Regions from separate parts of the Homo sapiens genome. Here region 2 is linked to region 1. A link is a loop called in an ENCODE intact Hi-C map of the cell type or tissue named here. Cell type or tissue: A673. All regions are shown on one strand. Links, peaks and the distances in the headings refer to the core of each region. The heading gives the core; the rest is flanking DNA.

Region 1 (15,365 bases), core at 7,046-11,045:
TATATCTAACTTCAGAATCTCTATTATTAATACATAAGTCTAATCCTTCCCTTTTTAGTGTGGTACATAGGAACTTATCATATCAATTTATTTTGTTCTAATAAACCTGCTTTTCTATTCTTCACGTTTTATTCCTTTACTATCATTTATTGGATGGGTTTCCTTTCATTCCCCTCTTCTTCTTGATTTTTTGGAAACTATTTGTTCTCTATCTAATCTTTAACTGTTCACCCTTAAAATCTTGACAAGAACACTTGCATGAGAAAAGTCTGAAAGTATTCTATATCTTTACTCTCCTTTTGAACAATATATGGAACCTAGGATATTTTAATCTTGATCCCTCTATTTTAGTTTTCATGTTACTTTTGTCTAGTATTTTGTTCCTATTTTGCTTACATCCCATGCAAATTACTCATTATTTAACTCTTATTTTAATTTTGTTTAAATCTTGTTTAGATCAATATATCTTTGTTGTTCACGATGCCTTCTTTCATCTTAAGGTTTTCTTTCATGATGGCCTGTTGGTTTTAAATGAGCACGGGGTATCTAAGAATGTCTAGATATCATATTCACTTTTGAGTGACAGCTTAAATATTTAAATAATTTATTAATTACAGACCTGTTTTAAGCACTTTGATGATACAGGCATCTAGTGAATTTCTATGAAGAGTGTAAAGGAAACCTTAATCTTTGTTTGCAAAGTACAAAGTTTCATATTCATGTATATGAATTGTATCATATAAATACTCAAAAATCCTTAATCATTGTTTATGTAGCTCCTCTTTGACGTTTCCCCCCCTCTTTCTTCCACTCACTCTCTCTCTTACTCCTCCTAGTTCAGCATTAAATCAATCTCTAGACCAGTTTTAAGGAAATGTATTTAGAATGGATTTTAGTAGTCTGCTTTAAGAGTATTCATCCCTGAATCCTAAAGTCAAAAAATAGCTGGATATCTTTTACCATAAAGTCAGCCTCCAATATTCAGTTACTTATAGACTAAAGCAGGAATGAAGCCACACTTTGCCCTTTAGGCATGGCATTGGGTGTTTAAGGTCCTTCAATTCCCCCACGGGCAAATACATACCGTTTATCATGTGCCATCCACTCTACACCACTTTTTGGCATTCCCAGATGTTATAGAACATTGTATGAAGATGATATAATATATCCTGTCCCCTTTGGACACATGATTCATGACACATAACCACGCCAACCTGGAAAAAAATTTCTTAAATACTGAGAAATGAAAGACATAAAACTTTAAAATTACTTAGGTGAAATGATTTCCTTGGAGCAGTCTAGCAAGTCAGCTTGTCGATCTTAGACTAGAAGGCTCTGAAGAGCAGGCATAGGCTGCTTTTTGAGTTGGGAAAGCAAATGAACGTTTAACCCTTCTCTTCTCTTTCATAGGGATCTCTCCATTGGGGTGTTTGTGTGGAAGGCATTTCCTGACTCCTAGCTCAGTCAGCTCCAGGCATTTTAAGCACTGGTGTTTGTGCACTCTACTTATTGACTCTGACTATGTACCAAGACATGATATAGAAAAAGAGTTCTGAACCAGGACTCAAGAAAACTAGAATCTAGCCCAGGCTGTGTGAGCTTAAGCCAGTGATGTAACCTCTCTTTGCATCCATTTCCTTATGTATAAAACGAAAACAGTATCTGTACTACTCACCCTTTAAAATGCTTTCTTACTTAACACCACCCTCCCACCCATGAGTATGAATTTTGCAGTATCATGCTCAAGCTACATGAAAATATAAGTTCTAGATTTTTATAAGAAGAATATACATTTAAGTGATTTTTCAATAGGATGTTTATGTCAATAGTCAAAAAAGAGGGATGCAGGACAAAACGTGCTCTGCTCAGAGAAGGTAAACCATTCATTCATGCATTCATTCATTCACTCAGTAAATAACTATCTAGCACCCATGTGTCAGGCACATGAGTCTCGCCTCTCCTGCAATTTAGGTTCTATTGGGAGGAGGCTGGAAATAAATGAGCAAGTAAACTTTCAAGAAAATATCAGCAAGGAGTGATTACAGAGAATTAAAAAAGAAACGCTATATAGAGTAATGGAATGACTTCCCTGGAGAAGTGACATTTAAAATGAAACCTGAATGCCATGTGATGTAAGAGGGAAGTACAATCCCAGTTTAAAGCAAAGGCAGGAAAGAGCTGGTTATGTTCAAAGGACCAAAGGCCAGTAGGCAAGGTGGGAGAGGTCAGAGAAGCAGGCAGGAATAATCAAGTTGGGCTTTGTGAGTTAGACTAAAATGGTTTAATTTTTTTTTTTTTATTTTAAGAGTGATGAGAAGCCTCTTGAAGACTTTAAGATAAGCAAGTGCTTGGGGAGGTAGAAAAAATATTTATTTTGGAAGTAAGACTGAGAAGGTTATTTGGGGAGAAAGAGGAAGAGACTGTAGGTAGGTGTATTAGTGTGGAGGGCTGCATAACAAAATACCACAGACTGTGTGGCTTAATAACTTATTTTCTGACAATTTTGGAGGTGGGAAGTTCAAGATCAAGGTGTTGGCAGGGTTGGTTTCTTCTTAGGCCTCTCTCCTGGGCTGGTAGATGGCTGTCTTTTCTCTGTCTTCACATTATATTTCCAAATCTCCTCTTCTTAGAAGGAAAGGCACCAGTCATATTAAATTAAGGCCCACCTTAATAACCTCACTTTAACTTAATTACCACTTTAAAGGCCATATCTTCAAATACAGTCATATTCTGAATCATATTCTGAGGTACCAGTGGTTAGACCTTCAACACAAGACTTTTTGAGAAACACAATTCAGCCCCACTACAGTAGAGGGTCTAGCGTGAGCAAAGGTGTAGAAGCAGGATTGGTGTGGTCCCTATTGAAAAACAGTGGAGTCCCCAGACTGGCTGGAGCAGAGTTTACATAAAATGGAGTCACAGGAAATCAGGTTATCAATGGAAGTTGAGGCCAGGCTGGTGAGGGACTTGAATTTTTGTTAAGCAACTTTGGCCTTCTGCAGTAAGTCTTGATGAGTCTTGGAAAGTATCTGAGCAGTGTAGGAGAGCTAGGTATTGATGATCAAACCACTGGTTATGTGAAAGCCTTGCAGGAGAGGATGGAGTCAGGAGACAGCCTGAGGTGTGGAGCTTGAGTCAGGCCCTTAGGGACAGAAAGGAAATAAAAGAGAAAGGAACATCTCTAGGGAAGATCTCCAGTACCAACTGAGACAGTGGGGAAACAGGATTCCAACCTGGGAAACTTCAGAGAATCACTGAAAGACAACGACTTCTGTGTAAAACCTGGGATTATGGCCAGAATGAGTCAGGGTAGTGCATTTGGTCTCTGTACAAACCCTGCACCTACAGCTGTGGTGGAGGCTGGACACATTGCCTCACTTGGCTGGAAAAACATGGCTTCAGAGTCAGACAGGACCCAGACAATTCAAATTCCAGCTTCTTCATTTTTAGCAGTGCACCTTAATTTCTTTGAGCAAGTTGCTGAATCTCTTTGAAACTTAATCTCCCTAGATGTCCAATGGAAATGATAAATCACCTTTCTAGACTTTTGGAGGGTTGAAGTAATATGTGCAGTGTCTGGCTCATCGTAGGTGCTCAATAAGTGGTAGGTTCCTTCTCATCTCCCTTAGTGGAACAAAGCCCTGGAATGACACAGAGCAGATAGATTTAGGTACTTGAGACACATCTGAATTGCTCTGGCAGGGCACGTGGGCTGGTGCTTCCTGTGGCAGGATTGGCAAAGGTGCTGGTGGGGCTGGAGCTTCTGTGGTGTCATGTGTGTCCATATCTGTCCACGTTTTACCTGCATAGAAAACACCAAATACTGGATCAAGTCAGGCAAAAGGCTATCCACAACCTGTGTGGCCCTGGGTGAGTGTCCATTGTAACTATCAATGGCCCTATTTACTGTATCCCTACCATCTGGCATGGAAAGAATTCAGCAGTTTACAGTTCATTTTACTCTGAAAACAACCTGCTTCATTAGTCTAAGTTTATAGATGAGGAAACTGAGGTTCAGAGTAAGTAGCTTTCTCGAGTCAGACATCATTAGAAAACAGGAAAGCTAGGTTTGCAACTTAGGTCTGTCTGATTCTAGAAATCATTTTCTTTCCACTAAGCTCTACTTATTCCTTGCCTTGGCTTCTACAAGTCTCAACATCTGAGCTACAAAATAGGACTAATTACACATGACTTGCCTCGAAATATAATATTTATCTTTTCCCAGCCTTTGTTGTAGGGAACAAATGAAAATAAATATGTTCTATTTCCTCTAGATGTATTATAAATGACACCAAAACTTAGTGGTATAAACAACCATTTGATTACATTCATGGATTCTATGGGTCAGGAATTTGGGCAGGGCATAGTGGGAAGAATTATTTGGAACTTTCAGGATAACTCAAATGTTGGACTCAGCTGGGGCTGTAAACTACTTATATACAGCCTTTCTGCATGGCCTGTGATCCTTAAAACATGGCGGCCTTAGCGTAGTTAGAATTCTTACATGGAGGCTCCAGCCTCCATATGTGAGCATCCTAGCAAGCAAGGCAAATGCTGCATCACCATTATTATCTAGTCTGGGAAGTCACACAGCATCACTGCTGGTGCAGTCTACTGATAGAAACAATGCTCAGATTCAAGGCTGTTTGGATTCAAGGAGAAGAGATATAGATTCCATCTCTCAATGGAGGAAGAGCCACAGAATTTTATGGCTGCTTAAAAAAACAAACAAGCAAAACACCACAGGGCATAAAATTCCAAGGAAAGTATACATAAGTGTACTGGAATAATGCCTTGCTATTATTAATGATATCTTTGTTTTCAGCCAGGGCACTCCACCTTGCCAAGCATAAAACACTCATGTCCAAACAATGCTGAACTGGATTTGGTTGTGAACAAGCTTTTTTTTTTTTTTTTAACTTTTTCCTGAAGAGAAATGCCTAAACTTTTTTTAAAAGAAGTTCCTTTGGCAGCAACAGCGTAAAAACTTCCAAGAACAATGTTAAAAAATCTGCAAACTGTCCAGTTGTTCAAGCGTCATGAAGCCCCAGTTTTACCTGTCAAGATGGGAAAAAAGAATGACAAATGACTCTAGTTCTGTAAAGATCAGCTTTTCAACCTTTCTTTTAAAGTTAAGTACTTTTAGTTGAATTAAATCTGGGTCATGGAGAAAGCCTCAGTTTAATTTTCTTTTTAAAAATAAGTTTCCATAAGTATATATAATTTATTTATTTTCTTTGATTACCCAGCTTAAATTATTTAGGGCCTGTGTTTTGGTGCTTAATTGGGCAACGCATTAATGATCCTGGTGAAATGAGAGGAAATGGCTATGTTTATATGGGGCCTATGCCAGTTAGATTCTATTTTCTGGAATAGGGGAGTTATTTATTTATTAAGAACTATTGACCCAGATAAATTACCTGAGATTCATTATTACACTGCCAGGTGGTGCCCCAGACTTGAGGCTTAGAGTGACCAAGCTTTACATCATCCTGTTCACCATTTTTTTTTTTTGAGATGGAGTCTTGCTCTGTCACCCAGGCTGCAGTGCAGTGGCATGATCTCGGCTCACAGCAATCTCTGCCTCCCAGGTTCAAGCGAGTCTCCTGCCTCAGCTTCCCGAGTAGCTGGGACTACAGGCACGCACCACCACACCTGACTAATTTTTGTATTTTTAGTAGAGATGGGGTTTCACCATGTTGGCCAGGCTGGTCTTGAACTCCTGACCTCGTGATCCGCCCGCCTCGGCCTCCCAAAGTGCTGGGATTACAGGCATGAGCCACCGCGCCCGGCCCTGTTCACCATTTTTTGAATAAAATCTTTAGAGGAATATGCCACAATACTAAGTCCAGAATAAGTAATGGATATTCAGAGATTTGTATCTCTACTTTGGTGACAGTTGGCTATTTAAATTGGTCCTTAATCAGAGGTAGTGATAGATAAAGGTTTTTTAAAAATCAAATCCCCAAAGCTATCTTTTCTGATTTGAAACTATTTTTTGTTGCTTACTTATCCCGCATGCCTCTCCCAAAGTCATGATGTGTGGGAGAAAGATGAAATTTGGAATTAAGCAGACATGAATTGATATTCTGCACAATTATGCAAATATGGATAAGTTGCTCAAACTTTCTGAGCCAGTAATCTGATTATGATTAAATAGGGAAAATAGCACAATTGTCTTAGTCAATTTTCTGTTGCTTATAACAGAATACCTGAAACTAGGTAATTTATAAAGAAAACAAATTTATTTCTTAAAATTATGGAGGCTGAGAGGCCTGAGGTTGAGAGTCCAAATCTGGTGAGGTCCTTCTTGTTCATGTGGATTCTGTAGAGGTGGCAAAGGGCATCACATCATGTAATAGCTCAGGTCTCTCTACTTCTTGTTATAAAACTACCAGTCCCATTCCCATGATAACCCATTGATCTATTGACACATTAATATATTAATCTATGCACAGATTAATCTATTCATGAGAGCAGAGCCATCATGAACCAGCCCCCTGCCAAATGTCTCACCTCTCAATACTGCCACATTGAGGATTAAGCTTCAACATGAGTTTTGGAGGGGACACATATTCAAACCACAGCACACTTGTTGCAAAGATTAAAGAAGGTGTAGGTGTGGAATGTATATCCTCCATTGTAAAGCCTGGCATGGAAAGAATGAGGACTCATTAACTGTTAGGTTGCTTTACCCCATCTTTTGCATCTGCAATGGCCCAGCAGAAGCAGACAGCACAGTAGTGCTCCATACAAATGATGTGGACTTAAAAGCTCTTATGTCTGAGTATTTCTAAGGCTGAACTTACTTACTTTTATCTCCTCTAAGGCAGGTCATTGTTGCCTGTTCCCCAAATGAATCAAATCAAATGTGTGACTGGCACACTTGTTTTCAGAGATATAGGAAGTAGGATAAGGGGAAGACATTTTTACATTTATTGAACATTGACTATGTGCAACATACTGTTTAACATATTTTTAAAATTTACTTCTTGTAATGATCTTATGAAGTAGGCATAATGCTGCTCAATCAATTGCTCCAGAACATAATGAATTAATGCAAAAACCACTTATTGTATCTCATAAGTCAGCTGGATAGTTCTGATGTGAGCCAGGCTTGGCTGATCTTGGTTGAGCTTACCTGGGCTTGCTCATGTGTCTGTGGTTAGCCAGCCTGTAGGCCAGTTGGTTCTGACCAGCCTAGTGTGACCTTGGCTGTCTGAAACAGCTCAGTTCTACTCCATGCAGTCTCCTACCCTTCTGCAGGTTAGCTTAGGCTTGTTCTCATGTCAGCAGCAGGGATTCAAGGCAGGAAGAAGCAACATGCATGCCACTGTCCCACTGACCAAAGCAAATCATATGGCCTAGCTCAGAGTTGGGGTGGGAGGGCACATCCAAAGGAAACAGATTCAGAGAAGCATGGACAAATGGCCATTAGTGCACTTGATCTACCACAATAGGCATTGTTATTACCCTCATTGGTAGAGGAGGAGATGGAGGCTAGCAATTTTGTGCCTGTTGGTAACTGGCCCACCCCCTAGTGTTTTTCTTTGCTGTGTTCTTTCCTGGCTATCTCTCCATGGAGATGCTTCCTAATAAGCTACATTTCCCCCTGTTTCTCATTATTTGGTCTGAATTTGAAACTTCACATAAAATTATTAGGACCAATCAGTGATCTTAACAAAGCCCAGTATAATGACATCAAAGAACAGTGCAGGTAAGTCAGTAAGATAGGTCTACTTATTAGAGAAAATGAAGGGAGGAGGGCAGATATGTAGTTGGGTGGAGCATAAATGGAAGAAAATGAGACAAATTTACATTTCTCTTCTATTTTCTGGCTTTTTTATTTTCCCTGGGTCAGCTACCACCTTTCCATGCCATCTTTTCTAGATTCTGAAACCAACATCTGACAAAGGCAAGGTCCTGGTGTCGGCCTGGGACATTTACTAGATTTTTGACCCTGAACAAGGAAGTTACCTAACTTCCCTGAGCCTCTATTTCATCATGTGTGAAATGAGAATAATAGCGCACATGTTGATTTGTGGGCTAAAGGAGACCTGAAGGTAAAGAGCCCCACATGGGTCTGAGCCCCATGCAGCCACCATGATTCACTGCTGTCCCCAAGCACATCCTGGTGCCTGAAATCCTGAAGAGTTGGCTTTCACCACTGCAGAGGCTCTGAGTGAGCTGCCAGGGCAGCAGAGGGAGGCTGAGCTGCAGGAGTGCTGTTAATGGATTTTATGGCTTTGTTGAGTACCTCAAACTACAGTTATTAATTAGAGGATGCTGTTTAGGCACTCTTGCAATATATACATTTTGTTAATTGATTTGTATAGGCTCATAGCTAGCAACATAAAGAATGTGCAGGACCATAACACTTACAAGGGATTGTAATTGCCTTTGCTGCCCTCTCTGGCTCCCCAAGCAGGGAACAAAAGCTTTGAGGATAGGACCCACTCTCTCCTCTGTCTTTGGATCTCCAACGACTAATCCAGTGCTCACTGTCAGGGTGATACAGCCTGTCTAGATGCTCAGCAAACGTCTTGAATCAATGACTAAATAAATAATATTGTTTGTTTCTGTATTTCCATATCTACTTTATTTCCAAACTATTCCTCATAAACCCTGCATTGTGTGTGATGTTGGCATTTCATTTAGGTAAATATGGTCAAGGATTTATTCTGAGTCCTTACTGTTTTTTTTTTTTTTTTTTTTGAGTACCTTTGTAATTTTTTCACGGCCTAGAGATGGTTGAGGATGCAAAGATATGCACTGGCTCCTGCACTCAGGGAACTGACAATACTCAACGGCACGAGATTTTACAATGCATGACGTCAAGTAGCCTGTTCTTAGAGATGCGGAGTGACAACATAAAGGTGGCAACTTCTTGCATGGCACCATACCGCAGGGAATTTTAAGTTTGACACCCCGCCCCCGCCACTGCAGCCTCAGCAGGCCCAGCACCCCAAGTTTTCTGATCTAGCTGTTCTATCAGCCTCTAAGAGCCGCGGCTGCCCCTGCTTCTCGGAGATGACGCGGAGCCCTGCCATTGCCATCCAGGTCCAAGGCTATCTACTCTGCCCGACAACCCCTAGCACCACTAGGCGCTGCTCTAGTGTGCGCCTGGCGCCCTCCCCAGACCAGTCGACGCAGAACGCCCAGAGACCCAGCCAAGGGCAAGACCCTTAGCGACGCCCGTCAGTCCTCTCCGCCCAGATATCAGTTCAAAGGGCATGGCAGGTCAGGGTCCCTCGCGCCACCCCAGATGACCCTCAGGCCTCGGGTGGCCACTTTCTGGGGGAGCCCTCCATCCCTTGCGGCAGCTTTTCCGAGAGTCGGAGTGGAGGCGCGGGGCTGGAGGGCTCTCCGGAGCCGCCCACCAGGGTCCTCTGGGGGCCCGGTCCCGACTGGGCAGGGGGACCTGGACAGGGCCCCGGAGCGTGGAGACGGCTGAGGAAAGTTGGGGGTCGGGGCCTTGGGGCGGGGAGCGCGGAACCCGGCGCCGATGCCCGCGTTCATGAATATGCACGAGCCACCTCCCTCCCTCCGTGACGTCACGGGCCGTCCCGGGGTGAGCGCCTGAGCCGCTCCGGGTCCGCGCCAGTGAGCGCGGCTGCTGCCGGCGAGCTAGCGGCGCAGCGGCGGGAACCCGAGGCCGAGCGCCGCGGCGGCAGCGCTAGAAGCGCACCCATCGGGCACGGCGAGGCGGCCCACGGTGCGGCAGGCACCGGGAGGCGAGAGCCGGCGCGGACAGTAGGCGGCGGCTGCAGCTCGTTGGCGGCTGCTGCGAGGATGCTGCCTGGGCGGCTGTGCTGGGTGCCGCTCCTGCTGGCGCTGGGCGTGGGGAGCGGCAGCGGCGGTGGCGGGGACAGCCGGCAGCGCCGCCTCCTCGCGGCTAAAGGTGGGTGCTGGGGAAGTTTGCTCTTCTCCCAGGAGGGAGGCAGGGCAGGCTTGAGGGTGAAAGCGGCAAGGACCTAGGCTCAAGCTGGATTTGCCCACCCTCCCTTGCCGCAGCTTCTTTGGCCTCTGTGCGCCCTGGATTCCCGAAGTCAGTTCCCTGCGCAGCGGACCAGAGAGGTCCACCCGCGGACGTCAACTCAACCCCTGGGCGGGGTCCGGGGGCTGAGCAGAAGGCGAGGTCTGGGGAGTACGGACAACTTTGAGGGCTGTCTGTGCCGGGGTGGGAGCGCAGTGGGTGAGTTTCGAGCTCTGGCCCAGGGACGGCTAGAGCAGGGCGCTGGCGCGCCGTGGGGACAAGCAGGTGTCTGCTCCTGCCTGGGGGAAGGATCAGCGGCGGTGCTTTCAAGGAGGGAGCCGAGCTGTGACTTGTCTCCCAGCTCGGGGATGGAGTGGAAACTTGTAGGCTCCAGGGAAGGCCCCGCTGACACTCCTCAAGCTCCCCCAGGGCGTCTCTGACTCCCCGGGGAACGTGTACCCTCCGGGTAGGCGGCGGGGTCCGGAAGAAGCGCGGGATGTGAGGCTCCCCGCTGCCTTTCCTACTCCGCTCTGACTACCGAGGACCGAGGAGCCTAACCTGGCACCACTCCCCTGCCCACCCTGTTCCTTTGAAGAGCTTGACCTCCCCGCGCCTCCCGCCCGGAAGGAAGCTAGATCCAAGCGAACGCCTGGCTCTGTCAGGCGAGCCTGGAAGCCGGCGAACCCCGGACTTTGACAGCTGCCTGGGAGCGTCGGGAGCTCTGGGGTGGGGGGCCGGGTCTGAAACAGGAGGTCACGTGCTTGCAGGGGGTGGGGAGGCGAGGGAAGAGCAGAGCTGGTGGGGAACAGTGGTGGGCTCAGGGGAGGCTGTGGCAGATCCTAGCTGGGGCGCACAGCTTAGTGATAACTTGTTGATTCTCTGCGCTGTTCATAAGTAGGGCTTGCGTTTGGTTTGTGGACTGTGGCCAAATCCGCCAGGTGACAATGAGGGGTACTTGGTCCCCAAATCCTGCCTGGCAATCATCAGAGGGCGGAGGGGTTTGCGCCTGTCAGAAAATAGATTCCCTGTTAGAGACAGCCTGATTCGGACGCTTGCTTTGAGCTACACTTGACCACTAGCTTAGGGGAGGAAATGCCTATCAGGCTGCATTACTCTTGGAGGTTGGGGAGAGCTGGAGGCAGGCAGTTCGCCTTGTCTGGGCTTTAGAAACTGGCCCTCCAATAACTTAGGAGTGATATATTTGAGAAGAACATGGGAGATTATGTTTATCTGTAATTTTTAAATTTTTTGGTGTCATCGTTTTGAAAATATTTTATAAGCAGGCATTCTGTTTCTTTTCAGCATTTTTTTTCTTGGTGTATCTTTGACAGGCAGTTTCTATTTTTAGAAATGAGAAATTTCATGAGAGAAAAACTCGTTATGAAAATATCTCAGAGTGCGGTAAAGAAGTGGCTGATATGAAGGGATCAAGCTGAGAGACTGTTGTTTTGGTGAAGACAAGAATAAAAAACAATGAACTTCCAAACATCTCCCCCCTGCTTTCCCAATATAGACACTTTGTTAAACAGGCAAATTACTTTTTTGGGGGGTGGGGGGGAGGAGATTTCCCATCACTTTGTAGCACAGTAATTGATATAAGCAGATGTCTGCAAACGGGAGTTTGAAGGAGGGTGAGAAGCACACAGCAAGTGCAGAACAGGGAAGAAATCATTTGGGAAGAGGATCTGGTGTGAGTAGTAATAATGCACGGCTGAGTTCTCAGGTCAGAATGGGAAGCTTCATAGAGGTAAGCGAGAAAGAGAAGGAGAGAGATAAAAAAGGAAAATAAAAACCCCAGGCTTTCAATGATTCACTTTATGTGGATAATTATGTGCATTTTAACCAACATCCGACTTAGAACATATTCATTTTTTGGTTAAAACTAGGCATTTGTCAGGTCGGGCATGGTGGCTCATGCCTGTAATCCCAGCACTTTGGGAGGCCGAGGCGGGCGGATCACCTGAGGTTAGGGGTTCGAGACCAGCCTGACCAACATGGAGAAACCCCGTCTCTACTAAAAAAAAAAAAAAAAAAAATTAGATGGGTGTGGTGACACGCACCTGTAATCCCAGCTACTCGGGAGGCTGAGGCAGGAGAATCACTTGAACCCGGGAGGCAGAGGTTTCAATGAGCCGAGATCGCGCTATTACACTCCAGCCTGGGCAACAAGAATGAAACTCCGTCTCAAAAACAAACAAACAAACAAACAAACTAGACATTTGTTTTTCCAGGGTAAAAAGTTTATTGGCCCTGCAGATTGAGAGTTAACTGTCCGAATTCCCCTTGTTCTCGCTTCTTTCCCCTTCCAACCACTGGGGGGCTGCAAAGAGCTCTGTTTGCTGCTGATTTTTTTTTCAAGATAAATGTGTAATATTTGATTACAACAGAGACATTTATTATGACACTTTAGTTAGTATTTACAGGACTGACTTTCCTTATAACAATGCACTTGCATTTTATGTTTCCAAATCATATGATCTCTGAAGAATGTTTGAAATGATAAAGCTGTATGTTTTGTGTATAATGCACCCTGCCTCTGACTTTGCCATTTTTAAGGTTCATACCATTGTTATTCCCATCACAAAAAAAAAAAAAAAAAAATCAGGAAGGCGTGTGAAGATTGAACAAAAAACCAGATACTTCTTTCGTACAATTCTGTATTCATGTGTAGAAAAACACTGGGAGTCTGGAGTCAAGCTTTCTGACAGAGTTGAATGCACCCTCCAAACAACTGTCTGGAAGCATGTGCTCCCAGCTTCAGTCTTGTGTAAGATGTTGTGTCTGTGGTGCACAGCTTGTTCTGCCTTTGTGCTTCTTGCTTCTTGCTTCTTGCTTTAGGGACTCGAGCAGTTAATCCCGGACAACTACCTGGGGTTTTCACAGAATCACTGTACTTTCAGTGTAGACATATTTCCAATTTCAGAAATCACACAGTGGCCAGGCAATTATAACTCCTTCCCTTCACCCTTACATATTTTGGCTATTCAAAAAAGATAAATACTTCTTGGATTCCATGAAGAGACCAGATCACATGCTCATGTTCTATGAGTAAAGCTGGTAAGGTGTTGTGGACCCAAAGAGTTTCTGGAGGCAGAGAAAGACATGTCTTATCCAAGGGAAGGAAGACAATGCAATCTAGACAACACCTCAAAGTTTGTGCTAAATTTGGCAAAATGTCAGTGGTCCCAAGACCTCAAGGACTTGGTACACAGTCCTTCTTAAGTTCCCAACATCTAGGCATAGAGGTCATTTGGAACAATACTCAAGTATAGACCATCAATTGTTGTAGTGCCCGCCTTGTGTGCTAAGAGCCTTGCTCAGTGCTCTGGTTCTGAGCCAGTAGCAGAGGACCACCCTCCACCCCTCCCACCCCTACCTTTCTTTTTTTTTTAATTTTTATTATTATTATACTTTAAGTTTTAGGGTTGAGGAGCTTCTGTTTTAGTTGGAGAGACAAGATTTTTATGTGAAAATTTTAAGAGAGTGGCAGCGGAGAGAATTTGTCCAAAGTATAGTATTGACTGTGATAGAGACACAGGCAAAGGAGATGGGAGTGCAGAGACAAAGTTTACAAAAGCAGCATGTGGTAATAGGTAAGGAGGAGGATGGAGCAGAATTATAACAACAGTATGGTGTAATTGTAGTAATTTCAGTGTATGGAGTCCCTCTTTAGTATGTCACAGGCACTGTTGCTAATCCCATTACATGGGCAATCTCTAACTCTTACAACACATGCAGAGCCAGTGTTAGCCCATTTCACAGATGAAGAAACAAATTCTATGAGAGGGTAAATGAACTTGCCAAGACCTCCAGCTAGAGGGTGTGGCACTGGGATGAGAATATAAAGGTCACTATACCCAGTGCCCCCTATTTGTCAGATAGTCTTCCCAGTGGTTTTGAAAGCAGGTCTAGGGACCACAAGGAAGCTGAGCTGTTTGCATCTTTGAGTTACCCAGGAGCCCTTGTGGTCCTGCCCACAGAAGAGCACAGTATGAGTGTCTAAGGCTGTTTAAAAGGGCATGCAGGTGAGGTGAGGGAAACGGACCTTGCTCTCACCATGGAAACCAATGTTCTCGCTTAGAGCAGTCACCTCATTCTCTCTCCCACAGATTCAAAAACCATCCTTGAATATTCCAGATTGCACACTGCAGAACTTCCTGCAGGGGCAAAGGTAGTGTGGAATTTTTATGGTGGATTGTTCTAAGTCATCTTTGGGTAAGTAGCAGGTGTCTTCTAGTGGTATAACAGAGTCATTTTTCCAACTGAAGCACAAATGCCAAAAAGCCCTCAGCAATGCATCAGAAAGTGTACTCTGACCTGCTGCCATCCTGAAACGCCTGTGGTTCTTGGACCGGAATGTGCCCTTTACCTCTCTTGGATTCTCTGGGCATCAAGCTAGTAGGTCACCTTCCTCAGCCCAATTTTCACTGTTACTCAAGATTTGGCCTTCCATAAGGAACCTTCCCAGGCTGGTTACTTCTGAGTGACTTGCCTCTCTTTCCTGCATGCCTGTGTTTCCTTGTCTGACTCTAGTCCTCAGGGCTCAAAGACCAGTGCTAGAGGCTCATTCTGACTCTCCTGGTATCTCCAGAGCCTTGCCTCAAGATATGAGATGAGCAGTATGCAGTGATTTGCTTGGTGAACACACCTGTTTGTAATCCCTAGTGCTGTCATTTCTTGACATAGACAATTTATGTGTTTTTCCTTCTCCTCTATAAAGTAAAATTTGGGCATATGGCCAGAAAAACTTGAGTTCCAAACCTGGCCCTACTGCTTCCTAGTTAGATGATCTTGGACAAGTTAGTTAACCCATCTGAGACTCAGTTTCCTCATCTCTAAAATGGGGATACAGAGATCTACCTTGTAAAATAGTTGTCAGGGCACTTAGCCCAGTTTGGGGCATGTAAAATGCACTAAATATACAATGACTAATTATTGATCACTTGAACAGTTAGTTTAGTGTCTGAGATTTGGTGAATTTTTTTTTTTCTGATCTCTTAGAAATCCAATAGCTTTGTTCATATCTTTTCTCAGCTCAAACTGTTATCCGTTCCTCTGTTTCTCAGTCTCTCTCTGCCTCTCTCTCCTTGTGTGGATATGCACCTGTGTGTAAATATCATATATAAATGTAAATGCACATGCATACACACGCATTTGGCTTGACTTGTTTGTAAAAAGACATGCTTTTTTTCACTAGTCTATGGATGTCTTTGAAGCCAGAGCTCCATCTCATTCATCTCAAAGGCCCTGGCACTTAGTGCAGGGCCAGCTCAGAGTAAAGGTCAGCAATATTTGCTATCTAAGTAAATAAACAAGCCTGTCTCCATGTGCTAGTGCCAGAGGTGTGGGAGGTTCTGGTCTCTGGAGGGAGAGCTTATGTGGTGTGATC
Region 2 (15,365 bases), core at 7,027-11,026, 120 kb after region 1:
TGTTGGTGTGCTGCACCCATTAACTCATCATTTACATTAGGTATATCTCCTAATGCTATCCCTCCCTCCTCCCGCTACACCATGACAGGCCCCGGTGTGTGATGTTCCCCACCCTGTGTCCAAGTGTTCTCATTGTTCAATTCCCACCTATGAGTGAGAACATGTGGTGTTTGGTTTTCTGTCCTTGTGATAGTTTGCTGAGAATGATGGTTTGCAGCTTCATCCATGTCCCTATAAAAGACATGAACTCATCCTTTTTTATGGCTGCATAGTATTCCATAGTGTATATGTGCCACATTTTCTTAATCCAGTCTATCACTGATGGACATTTGGGTTGGTTCCACGTCTTTGCTATTGTGAATAGTGCCACAATAAACATACGAGTGCATGTGTCTTTATAGCAGCATGATTTATAATCCTTTGGGTATATAGCCAGTAATGGGATGGCTGGGTCAAATGGTATGTCTAGTTCTAGATCCCTGAGGAATCGCCACACTGTCTTCCACAATGGTTGAACTAGTTTACAGTCCCACCAACAGTGTAAAAGTGTTCCTGTTTCTCCACATCCTCTCCAGCACCTGTTGTTTCCTGACTTTTTAATGATCGCCATTCTAACTGGTGTGAGATGGTATCTCATTGTGGTTTTGATTTGCATTTCTCTGATGGCCAGTGATGATGAGCATTTTTTCATGTGTCTGTTGGCTGCATAAATGTCTTCTTTTGAGAAGTGTCTGTTCATATCCTTTGCCCACATGTTGATGGGGTTGTTTATTTTTTTCTTGTAAATTTGTTTGAGTTCTTTGTAGATTCTGGATATTAGCCCTTTGCCAGATGGGTAGATTGTAAAAAGTTTCTCCCATTCTGTAGGTTGCCTGTTCATTCTGATGGTAGTTTCTTTTGCTAGGCAGAAGCTCTTTAGTTTAATTAGATCCCATTTGCCAATTTTGGCTTCTGTTGCCATTGCTTTTGGTGTTTTAGACATTAAGATCTTGCCCATGCCTATGTCCTGAATGGTATTGCCTAGGTTTTCTTCTAGGGTTTTTATGGTTTTAGGTCTAACATTTAAGTCTTTAATCCATCTTGAATTAATTTTTATATAAGGTGTAAGGAAGGGATCCAGTTTCAGCTTTCTACATATGGCTAGCCAGTTTTCCTAGCACCATTTATTAAATAGGGAATCCTTTCCCCATTTCTTGTTTTTGTCAGGTTTGTCAAAGATCAGATGTTTGTAGATGTGTGGTATTATTTCTGAGGGCTCTGTTCTGTTCCATTGGTCTATATCTCTGTTTTGGTACCAGTACCATGCTGTTTTGGTTACTATAGCCTTGTAGTGTAGTTTGAAGTCAGGTAGCGTGATGCCTCCAGCTTTATTCTTTTGGGTTAGGATTGTCATGGCAATGCAGGACCTTTTTTGGTTCCATATGAACTTTACTTAAAGTAGTTTTTTCCAATTCTGTGAAGAAAGTCATTGGTAGCTTGATGGGGATGGCATTGAATCTATAAATTACCTTGGGCAGTATGGCCATTTTCACGATATTGATTCTTCCTATCCATGAGCATGGAATGTTCTTCCATTTGTTTGTGTCCTCTTTTATTTCATTGAGCAGTGGTTTGTAGTTCTCCTTGAAGTGGTCCTTCACGTCCCTTGTAAGTTGGATTCCTAGGTATTTTATTCTCTTTGAAGCAATTGTGAATGGGAGTTCACTCATGATTTGGCTCTCTGTTTGTCTGTTATTGATGTATAAGAATGCTTGTGATTTTTGCACATTGATTTTGTATCCTGAGACTTTGCTGAAGTTGCTTATCAGCTTAAGGAGATTTTGGGCTGAGACGATGGCGTTTTCTAGATATACAATCATGTCATCTGCAAACAGGGACAATTTGACTTCCTCTTTTCCTAATTGAATACCCTTTATTTCTTTCTCCTGCCTGATTGCCCTGGCCAGAACTTCCAACACTATGTTGAATAGGAGTGGTGAGAGAGGGCATCCCTGTCTTGTGGCAGTTTTCAAAGGGAATTCTTCCAGTTTTTGCCCATTCAGTATGATATTGGCTGTGGGTTTGTCATAAATAGCTCTTATTATTTTGAGATACATCCCATCAATACCTAACTTATTGAGAGTTTTTAGCATGAATTGCTGTTGAATTTTGTCGAAGGCCTTTTCTGCATCTATTGAGATAATCATGTGGTTTTTGTCTTTGGTTCTGTTTATATGCTGGATTAAGTTTATTGATTTGCATATGTTGAACCAGCCTTGCATCCCAGGGATGAAGCCCACTTGATCATGGTGGATAAGCTTTTTGATGTGCTGCTGGATTCGGTTTGCCAATATTTTATTGAGGATTTTTGCATCGATGTTCATCAGGGATATTGGTCTAAAATTATCTTTTTTGGTTGTGTCTCTGCCAGGCTTCGGTATCAGGATGATGCTGGCCTCATAAAATGAGTTAGAGAGGATTCTCTCTTTTTCTATTGATTGGAATAGTTTCAGAAGGAATGGTACCAGCTCCTCCTTGTACCTCTGGTAGAATTCGGCTGTGAATCCGTCTGGTCCTGGACTTTTTTTGGTTGGTAGGCTATTAGTTATTGCCTCAGTTTCAGAGCCTGTTATTGGTCTATTGAGGGATTCAAGTTCTTCCTGGTTTAGTCTTGGGAGGGTGTATGTGTCCAGGAATTTATCCATTCCTTCTAGATTTTCTAGTTTATTTGCATGGAGGTACCATTCTCTGATGGTAATCTGTATTTCTGTGGGATCGGTGGTGATATCCCCTTTATCATTTTTTGTTGCGTCTATTTGATTCTTCTCTCTTTTCTTTTTTATTAGTCTTGCTAGCAGTCTATCAATTTTGTTGATCTTTTCAAAAAAACCAGCTCCTGGATTCATTGATTTTTTGAAGGGTTTTTTGTGTCTCTATCTCCTTCAGTTCTGCTAGTTATTTCTTGTCTTCTGCTAGCTTTTGAATGCGTTTGCTCTTGCTTCTCTAGTTCTTTTGATTGCGATGTTAGGGTGTCAATTTTAGATCTTTCCTGCTTTCTCTTGTGGGCATTTAATGCTATAAATTTCCCTCTACACACTGCTTTAAATGTGTCCCAGAGATTCTGGTATGTTGTGTCTTTGTTCTCATTGGTTTCAAAGAACATCTTTATTTCTGCCTTCATTTCGTTATGTACCCAGTAGTCATTCAAGAGCAGGTTGTTCAGTTTCCATGCAGTGGAGCGGTTTTGAGTGAGTTTCTTAATCCTGAGTTCTAGTTTGATTGCACTGTGGTCTGAGAGACAGTTTGTTATAATTTCTGTTCTTTTACATTTGCTGATGAGTGCTTTACTTCCAACTACGTGGTCAGTTTTGGAATAAGTGCGATGTGGTGCTGAGAAGAATGTATATTCTGTTGATTAGGGTGGAGAGTTCTGTAAATGTCTATTAGGTCCGCTTGGTGCAGAGCTGCGTTCAATTCCTGTATATCCTTGTTAACTTTCTGTCTTGTTGATCTAATATTGATAGTGGGGTGTTAAAGTCTCCCATTATTATTGTGTGGGAGTCTAAGTCTCTTTGTAGGTCTCTAAGGACTTGCTTTATGAATCTGGGTGCTCCTGTATTGGGGGCATATATATTTAGGATAGTTACCTCTTCTTGTTGACTTGATCCCTTTACCATTATGTAATGGCCTTCTTTGTCTCTTTTGATCTTTGTTGGTTTAAAGTCTGTTTTATCAGAGACTAGGATTGCAACCCCTGCCTTTTTTTGTTTTCCATTTGCTTGGTGGATCTTCCTCCATCCCTTTATTTTGAGCCTGTGTGTGTCTCTGCACGTGAGATGGGTCTCCTGAATACAGTACACTGATAGGTCTTGACTCTTTATCCAATTTGCCAGTCTGTGTCTTTTAATTGGAGCATTTAGCCCATTTACATTTAAGGTTAATATTGTCATGTGTGAATTTGATCCTGTCATTATGTTGTTAGCTGGTTATTTTGCTCGTTAGTTGATGCAGTTCCTTCCTAGCATCGATGGTCTTTACAATTTGGCATGTTTTTGCAGTGGCTGGTACCGGTTGTTCCTTTCCATGTTTAGGGCTTCCTTCAGGAGCTCTTGTAGGGCAGGCCTGGTAGTGACAAAATCTCTCAGCATTTGCTTGTCTGTAAAGGATTTTATTTCTCCTTCACTTATGAAGCTTAGTTTGGACAGCTTTGGTTTCATCTTCTCTAGGAGGCATCCCTGGCTTACCTCTGTCAAAGAATTGTGGAAATTGTCTTTCTTTGTTCCACATTTGAGTGAAGTGCCTGACATTTCTGCATCCCTGCCACTTTGTAGCATCCTGGATTGGTGTTGCCTGCTTCCAACTGTCCCTCTAGGGGATTTTTGAACATTTGCCTACCACGTATATTATCATTGATATTGAGAGATTAATAAAATGAAGAAAAAGTCAAGAATATTTAGTAAATATCCATGTTGCTTCCACCAAGATTGCTAGCATTGTGTCACATATTCTTCAAGTTACTTCCTCTTCCTTTAAAAATAAAAAAGAAATTAAAACCTTTAGTAAACTTATGTGCCCTACAAAGGGGCCACACATCAATCTGAGCTATATTCCTTTCTCTTCTCTTTCTGCTTCACTTCCCATGGGAAACACCACCTTGTAGTCAATTTTGTGTATCTTTACAGAGTAAATACATATAGTAATAAGAAATCCTAATAGTAATATAGTGAGTACATTTTAGTTTCCCACAAATGATATACAACATATATATGGCCTTACAACTTTCTTTTTCATTCATCCATGTGTCTTAACTATCTGTGTTGGTATATAAAGTTTATTATTTCTAACTGCCATATAATATTCTATCTGTGCTTTTTATTTATATAATATTTTATTTTAACTTCTAATGTAAATTAATTTAGGAAGGAAACTCTATGTGTCTTAGTTCATTTTCTGTTGCTTGTAATAGAATTCCTGAAACTGGTTAATTTATAAAGAAGGGAATTTATTTCTTACAGTTATAGAAGCTGAGAAGCCCAAGGTTGAGGGGTCACATCTGGTAAGGATCTTCTCACTGGTGGGGACTCTCTGTGGAGTCCGCAGGTAGTGCAGGGCATCCCGTGGTGACGAGGCTGAGCATGCTAGCTCAGGTCTCTCTTCCTCTTCTTGTAAAGCCACCACTCCTGTTCCCACCATAACCCATTAGTTCGTTAACACATTAATCCATTACTCTATGAATTGGGCTCTGCCCTTATGACCCAATCACCTTTTAAAGGCCTCACCTCTCAATGCTGCCACAATAGAGATTAAGTTTCAACATGAGTTTTGAAGTGGCCAAGTAGTCAAACCATAGCAATACGTTAACGCTATAAATGGGAAATGATCATTACTTGCCTTAAATAATGACACAAGGAAATAAATGCATGGCTATTAAAGTTAAAATATGAAATATTAAAAAATGACCAGAAGAATATTGTTCCCATATGACTGAGGGGAGAAAGGAGGAGGAAGGAATATGGCTGAAAATTGTGATCAAAATGGGCATAAATTTATCTAAAATGTTGTCATTATTTAAATGGAAGCTGATATTTCTTGCCTTAAATATTGATATGAGAAAAACTTTTTAAATGCACGGCTATTAAAATTAAAACAATCTCTAGTGTAAACCCTACTGTCAAATTATATACCACAGTTGTGCATGGACCATATCTTGGGAAATACAGCCTAGGTCATAGTTGAATGAGTGGATGAATAAAGATCTCCAGTGAGATTTCTGGCACTAACCAACAACTGGTGGTGGGCTGTACTGAGATTCAGATTTCCTTAAGTCCTGCCTACATACTGAATGACTCTCAGAGTTGACCACCTTCTTGCTAACAGCAATGGTAGCTGACCCAAAGTAGTGCTTGCTCCTCGGGGGCCAGGCATTGTCCACATTCTTTATACACATTAATTTAGACCTCACAACAGCCCTATTGGGTAGATATTCTTACTATCATCACCATTTTACAAATAAAGAAACTGAGGCAAAGAGAGATTAGATAGATTGCCTAGGGTCATATAGCTAGAGAGTAGAAGAGCTGGGTGTGACCTGGGGCAGGTAATGTCGGCTTCCTTACTGGGGGGAGTGGGGGGCAGTGGGCCTGTGTTAAAAGCCTCAGGGCAAGCTGGAGAACGACCCTGTAAATTCCAGGTGCACTTGTACTGAGGCCACAGCCCTCCAGCTGCCACAGTTGATCCCACCAGGCCCACCACACCCAGAGGGAAAGACCAAACTCAAATCCTGCCCATGCCTCCAGCTCTCCCAGACTCTCACTTCCTGTTCTCCAGTCCCTGCTGCTTCACTACCTCCATTCCCTCCCGATTTGACCAGCGGCACTGCTCTAGGTGGCCCCAATGAGCACCTGTTTGTGCTGGTCTTTGCACACCCCCTCCCCCCATCTCTTGGAGGAGGCCCATGCAGGCAGCACTGGCTGGAACTTGAGTTTGAGCCAGAGAAACAATTGAAGGGACTGGGCAAGCATGGGGAGTTAATTCTATCTAAGGCACAGACGGCATCTCCATTGAGGATACACTGACCAGCATCCCTGAAGAGGGCCAGCTCTGGAGTGGAATAAATCACCTTCACGTCTTTCCCCTTTGGGTGGCCTCTGACTGACTTCTTCGTCTTCCTGAAAGCTGTTGCCAAGGAAATCCTGAAATTTAACAGTAAAATCAAGAAAACCATCTTTTAAGGAGAGTTTTTCTAACCCCAGTTGCAGAAAAATCAAAGTGTGATAAACAGTATTAGTCTCCCTTCTTAAATCACCAATTATAATCTTTAGATTAGAAATATTATTTCCGGAATGAGGGAACAGAACCAGCCATTTATTAAATGCTTATTAGGGACTACACATTTTACCCAGGCCATCTTTATTTTCTCTTCTCAGCCTCCCTGAGGGGGGACTATTACCTCCAGTACTGGGGCTGACACACATGAGCAATGAGGCCAGGTGGGGTTGTCCATAGACACCTTCTGCATAGAGAGTGCCTAAGCTGGGCCATGATCTGTCTGGCTCAAAAGTTTCCTTTTGACCACGTTGCTTCAAGAGACACACATCAGGATCCCAGTGGCTGAACATGAACTTAACAGGGTCATGGGAAGGAGAGGCGAGCTCTGCCCCAGCACAAGGCCTCAAGACAGTGGTGATCCCAGTGACCCCTCAAAAGGTGATCACAGTGTGGAGCCCTTAGCTAGCATATCTCCTTTTATTTTAATCAAAAGCATGGAAGCTTGTTTTATCCTGTCTTGTCCCTCCAGATCTCTTCTCTACTTTCTCTATTCTGTTTTGGGCCCCAGGATCCTGACCTCTACCGACTTGCTTCATCTGAGTTCACCTTCTCTCTTGCTTCTGGCTGGGTTTAACCAAAGGAAGGTACCTGGATTAGCTACCAGGGTCTTGATTTCTTCATTGATAAAATCTGTGTAACAGCAGTCCCTATCTCAGAGTATCAAGGATTACATGAGTTAATCTGTAGAAACTGCTTACACAGTGCCTGGCACACAGTATATTCTCAGCTTGTTATTGCTATTATTTTTTCAACCATACATTAGATAATCTTGAGCAAATCCACAAAGCTTTTTGAGTCTCTGTTTCTCACCTGGGAACAGGGGTCAACGCCATCTCTCCAAGCCTGCTGTGTGAGTTGAACAGGAAACAAAAGCTTGCTCAGAGCAGGTGATGAGAGACCATTGGAGAAAGGATGTTTACTATGTTGAGCCATATGAAATCACTACTATTTGACCTACACACACGGCAATTTCACATAGTTCAGAGATGTAGCAATGTTAAGGGATACCAGAAAGGGATAGTGAAATATTCAGGGCTAGCATCATGGAAGCCATGACCATCCCCAGGCTGAAGGAGAAGTGGAAAGAGAATTACCAGGAGCAGTTAGTGGGCCAGCCGAAGAGCTGCAGCTGTAGGAGTGAGGCCAGCCCATAGGAATTGTGACCCTCTGTTGAAGAACAGGAGACCAAACTGGGACCCAGCAGAGAGGAAGTCAGAGGAACAAATACTCTAACCTTTTGTTCCTCCTGCCCTTCAGTTTTTTGCTGTTTTGTCAAACCCAGCCAGACAAGGAGAGGGAGCTTGGATGAAGCAGTCCATAGAGGTCAGCCTCCCAGGGCACAGAAGAGAGAAGGGTAGTGGAGGATGGATATGAAGGGCAAGATGGGAAAATAGCAAGTTCACATGCTTTTGGTTTAGACAAAAGAAGATATTCTACAGGGTGCAATGCTGGGTCTGGTGCTGAGTGGGTGCCTCCTTGCTATTTTTATTGTTACTGTTGGGGTTTTGAAGGCTAAACAGGGGTAAACAAGGATGGAAGGTTTCAATACAAAGAAAGAAACACAGCTTTTGAACAACAAAAGAACACACAAAGGGCACATTTGGGGGCTGTCCTGGATTGAACACAGCGTCTAACATTCCCTGGCTGGGCCCGGGGGCTGGCCTGCCCACTCCCTCTCCCCTGCCCATCCTTGGGGCCTCCCTCAGCTCCAAGGGAACAGGAAACAGGGCTTCCAATGCCCATTCACAGCTCAGGCTTCGCTGATCGTGTGAACAGCTTCAAGGTCTTTGGTAGAACTGGGGTTTAAACAGCAAATTGCATCAGAGAGAGGCTGTCTGGAGAAGCCATCAATCTTGTGGGATGTGTAATTTGCACAAGTTTGCAGACCTTCAGGACTGTTTCTGATAAATGAGAAACAATCACACTTGGGTAAAATATTACAGACTTTTATGGAGCCCATTAAAATCATTGCTGAAACCCTTCCTGCCTTCAGTCCATTCCCGTTCCATCCTCAGCATGGTCGCTGCACATCTTCCTAAACATCTCTCTCCTTATTCTTACCCCGCCTGCACCCTTTTTGGGCTCTGCTGAACAGGCAAAAGGATAGGGAGGAGCAATAGTGCCGTCTGCTGGCTGCAAGGGGCCAGGAGGAGGGATTATTCACACGCGTGTTTCTCCATCTGTTGTCTCATTCTACTCCCTGTGAGGACTGTGTTGTTACTTCCAGAGAACAGTGGTTCTCAACCGGGCTACATCTGGAATCACCTGGGAAGCCTCAAAACACTATTGAGGCTGGGTTCCACATCATTCATATCAGAGATGGTGGTGTCATTGGTCTGGAATGTGGCTTGGATTCTGGGATTGTTGTAAAATCCCTCCAGGTGATTTCAATATGCAGCCACAAAGCACTACACCTTAGAGCAGGGACATGGAAACCACCTGGAGGGGCTGGCAAAACAGATCACGTGGCCCCCACCCCACAGTTGCTGATGCAGGTGATCTGGGGCAGAGCCTGAGAATCTTGCATTTTAAGAAGTTTGCAGGGCAGGCTGAGCTGCTGGTCTGGGAACCCCACTTTGAGAAGCATGGCCTTAGTGAAAGCGAAGACTCAGATAGTTTAAGTGACTTGTTTGAGATCAATTGGTCCAGAGTGGATGTAGAATTGAAATCTGTTTATCTTTCTCCAGGCCTGGCTGGCTGAGTCTGTGCAGTGGGCTCTTCTTTTTCTCAAAATATTTCTGTTATTATTTATTTATTTATATTTTGAGACAGAGTCTCGCTCTGTCGCCCAGGCTGGAGTGTAATGGCATGATCTCAGCTCACTGCAACCTCCACCTCCTGGGTTCAAGCGATTCTTCTGCCTCAGCCTCCCGAGTAGCTGGGACTACAGGCGCACGCCACCAAAACCAGCTAATTTTTGTATTTTTAGTAAGACAGGGTTTTACCGTATTGGCCAGGCTGGCCTCTAACTCCTGACCTAGTGATCCACCTGCCTCGGCCTCCCAAAGTGCTGAGATTACAGGCATAAGCCACCGCACCTGGCCAATATTTCTGTTATTAAATGATCCCAGGGTCCACACCTGCTCCCCACCCTGATTCTAGGTTTATTCTCATAGGCCTCTGTTTAGCAGCCTTGCTGGATCATAACCCTGGGGGAAGGCAGGAAAGGAGCACTTGCTTAAAATATTTATTTGTAACCAGCTGTGTCTCCCACCACCACAAAGTCGGATTGGAAATGCCCCCTGAGGTAAGAGTTGGCCTCTCTGAGCTTCTCTTTTGAAGCGTAGCCCTTTCATTCTTCTCCTCAGAAAACCAACTCTGCCCAGCTGATACGTGAAAAAACTCATTTTTGACATGGGCTCTGGAGCCCAACAAACCTGGGTTCCAAGCAAGCATGCCTATTCACAGGCTGTGTGGTCTTGGGCACATTACCTAACCTTCCTGAGCCTTCCTTCTCTGGCAGCCCCACATGTATATAGTGAGGATTTAATAGCAAACCTTGGGTGTGGTTGCAGCACATTGTTTCTCCCCCATGCAGGGCAGAAGCAGGCTGTTTGTAGGGACAGACACAGCTCTCATCAAGACAGCACAGCCAACCACGAGCCTGCAGGGGTGAGCACAGAGCCCTTCTCTGGATGGCGCTGGCAGTCAGGCCTCCCATGCATCCCTTTGGGCTCCCTGTCATTCTCGGGTGAGGGAGGACATGAAGCCTGAACACAAGCATCCTCCTGCCTGAGGGCCACTCCTCACAGTCAGCAGCCTCTGCTGAGCTCCTGCCATCCTCTGGACTCTGGATGGGAGGTAATTTCACGCTTCTGGCTCTTCACACCCTGGTGATGAATGTGTGTAAGTGACCTTGGCCCCTTCAGCCACCACCAGCACACAGGATGATGTAATTGAATTTGTATACACCGTAAATTTTATTAGAGGAAAGCAATCTAGTTCCAATTCTGGTTCTCCGGAGTTACTGGATTGTGTCTGAGGATAAACTCGCTGGTCAGCTGGGTGGGGACAGAGGTCAGAGTCACAGCTACTGTCTCACTAGCTTTCATTGGGCACGATTAACAAAAGTGTACAGCAGCTGCAAAGGCACCAGATGCAGCGTGGTGGTGAGTGTTAAGAGAAGGGATGTGTGTGGAGGACTGCCCAGGAGCCAGCTCGCAACAGGAGCTCAACTGACAAGAATTTACTTTTGCTTTTCACGTTTGACTGTCTGCTCTCTGTCTTCCCCATTCCCTCATCTCCCTCCTCTCTCTCTTATTTCTGTCTTCTCTTCCTTCTCCAAAGATCTGCCTTCATTCCTGCCCCCTGAGCTGTGAGGCTTTGGTGAAGCTACTAGCTCACCTTCATAAGCCTGTTTCATTATGTGTGAAATGGAATCAATAACACCTATCTCAGGGGGTTATTGTGGAGATGGAGTGAGATGGGTGATGTGAAGTGATTGGCACATAGTCAGGTATCAACACATGTAAGGAACCTTTTTCACTGAAGCCCCTTTTGGTGTTTGAATGACTTGTCTGTAGGCACATGTTTGCCAGTTGCCATCTCTGAGTTAGACTCGGGCCCAATACAAGAGGGTCATCACAGCTGGTCCTCGGGCAGCTACCATCTGGCTGGGAAATCCTGGCATGCACAGATGTTTAACTCTCACAGGGCAAGCAGTGAGTGACCAAAGACAAGGGGCTGGTGGTGACCAAAGGTACTATGGAGCTCGTGGGAGGGGGAGGTTCTTGGTCAGGGAAGGCTTTCTGGAGGAGGTGAGCTTGAACTAGGACTTCAAGAATGGGTCACATTTGGGGAGGGTGGAGAATAGCAAGGAGGCTGGGCATTTATCAAGTACCTTCCTGAAGCCCAGAATCTTATACTGTCATTTTTAAGATGCGTTTGCTTAACCCTAAGTAACAGGCACTTTTTTTCTCCCTTTGATAGTTGCTGAAACCTCAATGATAGTGCCATTCTAGCAGCACCAGGTTGAAAAGAAATGCTCAAAGCTGTCCATATGCAGATATCTGTGAAAAAAAAATGTGAACTATTTTGTAGCATTGAAGGTAAATAATTTGTCCAAGACCACGCGGTCAGTAAGGGGTGGAGATGACTTGTAAACCTAGATCTATCTGGCCACAGGCTTTGCTTATAGCCACCCACATACCCACTGACTTATACACTCTCCTGCTTCCCATTTCTGCCAGGGACCCTTACCTGCTAGCCAAGTGAGGAGACAAGATCTTCACCTTTTGACTAATAGAATGCAGTGGGCCATGTATAGGACAAGCCACTGCATATGAGTTTGTAGGGGGTGTATGTGATCATAGACAAATTCATTAGAGGAGGTCAACCAGAGTCTGTTGACTACTGTTAACTGTTTATCAAAGGTAGACTTTTTGGGGTAGGAAAAAGGAGAAGGGAGTTTGGGAGAAAAACTTAAAGCTGATGTCATAAGAGGCACTATGCCTATCGGATTCTGTAGCAACAAAGGTCCATCTCCCTCATTTTGGTAATGGGGACAAGGTCACCCAAATTTGATTTCCACCCAACTTCTCAGAAACCTGACTATTTATGGAATACACCTGGGATATGCCTGCAGGCTTATATATTGTTGTTTCTGAACTTGACAGGAAAATTGGCTTTGATTTTGTTGAAGGTTTTCTGTTTTATTAATGTTGGATTTTCCTTCTAGATAGGAAAGCAGCTCAGTGATGTGTAAAACTTTCATTTTCATCTCTCTTTTTTTCCTCAGAATTTCATTCCATTTCATCACCTGCTGCTTCCTATCTAAGACTTTCCAGAGATGGATGGCAGTGTCCAGAAACCATTTTCTTACTCTGCTTATCTTGTTTGCTTAAACTCTGGCCTGGAGGGGCCTGCCTCTCCCTTGAGGAAGCCTAGGATTTTCACCTGATTTTGAGCCACCACCACACAGCAAACACCTTATGTTTATCTTTCCAGATTGCAGCATTTAAGCAGATCTTTGGAGGTAGAAAAGAACATGTGTTCTTGGGAGAAAGCTTGTTGGAAGAAGTGCTTAGATTTCAAAACCACATGGCTGTTTTTACATTCGAGTTTTGCCACTCATTAGCTGTGAGACCAAGGACAGGTTAACCAACCTGCAGGTTAACAAACCAAGGCGTAAACCTTGGTTTCTGTACATGCAACAAGGAAATAACAATGCTTGCCTTACAGGGTTGTGGTGGGGATTAAAACAATAAAACTAAAGCGTTCAGCGTAGTACCTACCGTGAAGTAGGTGCTCAGTAAATGTTTCCTTTTTCCTTCTGTCTCCTTGAACAACAACAACAAAAACTCAAGTGTGCTCTGGTTTAGCACTAATCTTAGAAAGGCGCTAACAGGTAGGAGGAAACATCTCATTTTCAGAGCCTAGTTAATCAGTCTCCCAGTCCCAGTCTGGCACAATAATGTGTAAAAGAAGAAAGGAGCAGAGCCTTAGATCAAAGGAGGGTAGAGCCTGAGTGGGAATATAAGATGCATCTACATGAAAGAGCTGGATGCCCATCAGGCTGGCCCATTGAGAGTGAAGTACACAATGGCACTCATCATTGATATAAAGAGAAGGTCTTTGAGGAGGCTGGATTGGAGAGTACCAAGAACTTTGTGGTCGTTGGTACCAATACCACAAAAGGATGGGAGAGGGGGCCTACTCTGGAGGGGACATTTGAGGAAGAAAGACGGTTTGTTCGCTGGGAAGCCCAGGCCACATTGGAGAAGTCATGTCAGGGAGGCAGCAGAGTATGGAATGAACACTGAAGTGAGTGGCTAGAGGGAGCTCTCGTGGATGGCTGATTAAGGAAATGACATCATTCAATGATGTAACCTCAGCACCTAGCACAGTGCCTGGTACACAGTAGTTACACAATAAATAGTTACTGGCTAGATGAATGTCTGTTTGGATGTCAAGGACTCTACCAAGTATCTCCCCTCCTGCCAACCCCCACTCTGGGTTAGGTGACCTCCCCTCTGTACCCGCAGGGCTCCAGGTGTACTTCTCTGTCATAAACCATGCCCCACTGGGATGGCCTTGTCTGTTTCTGGCCTGTGACCTCCATTTGACTTCAGTCTTTCTGAGGACAGGACTGAACTCTGTATCCTCAGCCTGGGTGGGGAGCCTGGCTTATGGAACACGTGGGTTAGGTTAATGGCCAAAACATGAACTGAAGGATAGGGAGCAGCTCCCAGATAGGAACTGAGAAAGAGTAGAGAGGAAGTTTGCAAAATTCAGAGGCCCTTCAGGGCTACAAATTACACTCTCTAATTACAGTGTAATTGTGGGCACCTACAGTTGTGGACCTAAACTCAACTAAGTTGACAGTAGGTCATATTTGGAGAAATTCAGGCTATTTAGTAACAAGATATTTGTGAAAAAAAATGAACTATTTTGTAGCATTGAACAAGGGTAGGTTCCTTGAATAGTGCCTTGAAAATCATTTACTTAAATGCTATCATTTTATGGATACTGAAAGTGTGACATCAGTGCCCAAGATTACATGGCTTAAACTTAGAGGGTAGGGTGGGACCCAGAATCCTGACTTGTGAATCTCCCTTGCTAGAGTTTTCTGCCTCATGCCAGAGCCTCCTCCTGCACAGGGATTTCTCACGCCCTCCCCACCCTGCAGCTTCAATAGGGATTTTCCCTGGACATACTGGCTGCTCTTCTCCATAGTAGGCATTTTTCCATGAAGCAAGTGTCATTATGCCCATGCACAGATGAAGAAACTGAAGCCATGCATATGGAGGAAGCAAACCAATACACATCCAAAGCAATGCACATCCAATGACATGGATGATCCAAAGCCACTCAGCTGTAACTGCTGGAGCTGAGACTTGAGCCCAGTGCTCCTAACCCCTGCATTAGTGCCATTCTACTGATGCCAGGTTGAAAAGAAGCTGTACACATGCAGAAGACACTTTTGGGAGCCTTTGCAATAGCAGATGTTTTATAGCTGAGCAGATCAAGCTGGGAAGAAATGGTCGCTTTTCATAGCCATCTCTCTGCACTTGTTGGCCTTCCCTGACAGTAGCAACGTTCTTCATTCTTAGATCCCTTTCATCACTAAGGGGATGCCACTAAACTGAATTTCTTAGCATGGAAATGTTACATTCCAGGGATTGATTTTCCTGCATAGTATTTCTAGAAAAGTTAATCGCCTCATTAGTCATATTTACATTTTATTTTAATTGCATCCTCGAGAGCAAATGTATTCATTTTTTTCCTATGTTATAGTTCTCTCTTTAACAACCCCTTAATAAAGCAGAGACAAGATCAGAGCACATGAAGAGCACTTTGCTTTCTTAAAATATGCCACCTCCCAAAAATGTAGGGCCCAATTATCACTGCGGCTATAAGCTAATTATCAGATACAAAATATGGATCACAACTAATTATCAGAATCTGACCTTATTTCCAAGTCATAGATTCCTATAAACTAGGTTAACATTAGAGATTTAAGCAGGAACTCAAGAACTGCAGTAACCCATGGAAATGAATGTTTATATTTCTAACAAATGGCTAAGGCAAGAGATGATTTTCTGAGGCTTATGTCTGGT

The links. Hi-C counts contacts between places; a loop is a spot of excess contacts. Peaks named below come from ENCODE experiments on the same cell type or tissue, not always from the same donor. Only the 100,000 strongest peaks of a DNase experiment are listed, where the experiment ranks them.
Region 2: it touches region 1 in a loop (5-fold over the local background); 27 of 110 quality-filtered maps call a loop at or near these places.

What each region holds. Positions count from the first base shown.
Region 1 is chr3:139,925,583-139,940,947 of GRCh38, forward strand. CLSTN2 (calsyntenin 2) reads left to right here and starts at 9,603. Exons shown (of 17, transcript NM_022131.3): 1 at 9,603-9,901. The coding sequence starts at 9,793. RefSeq lists silencers at 9,601-9,650, 9,691-9,750. In A673, for the core only: CTCF peaks have their summits at 9,151 and 9,350; DNase peaks (open chromatin) are centred at 9,129 and 9,579; H3K4me3 peaks cover 2,000 bases; H3K27ac peaks cover 809 bases; H3K27me3 peaks cover 1,710 bases.
Region 2 is chr3:140,042,605-140,057,969 of GRCh38, forward strand. All of the region lies in intron 1 of CLSTN2 (calsyntenin 2), which reads left to right. Among named protein-coding and RNA genes, the nearest start is that of CLSTN2, 120 kb to the left of the region's middle. In A673, for the core only: a CTCF peak has its summit at 8,966 (motif pointing left); a DNase peak (open chromatin) is centred at 8,907.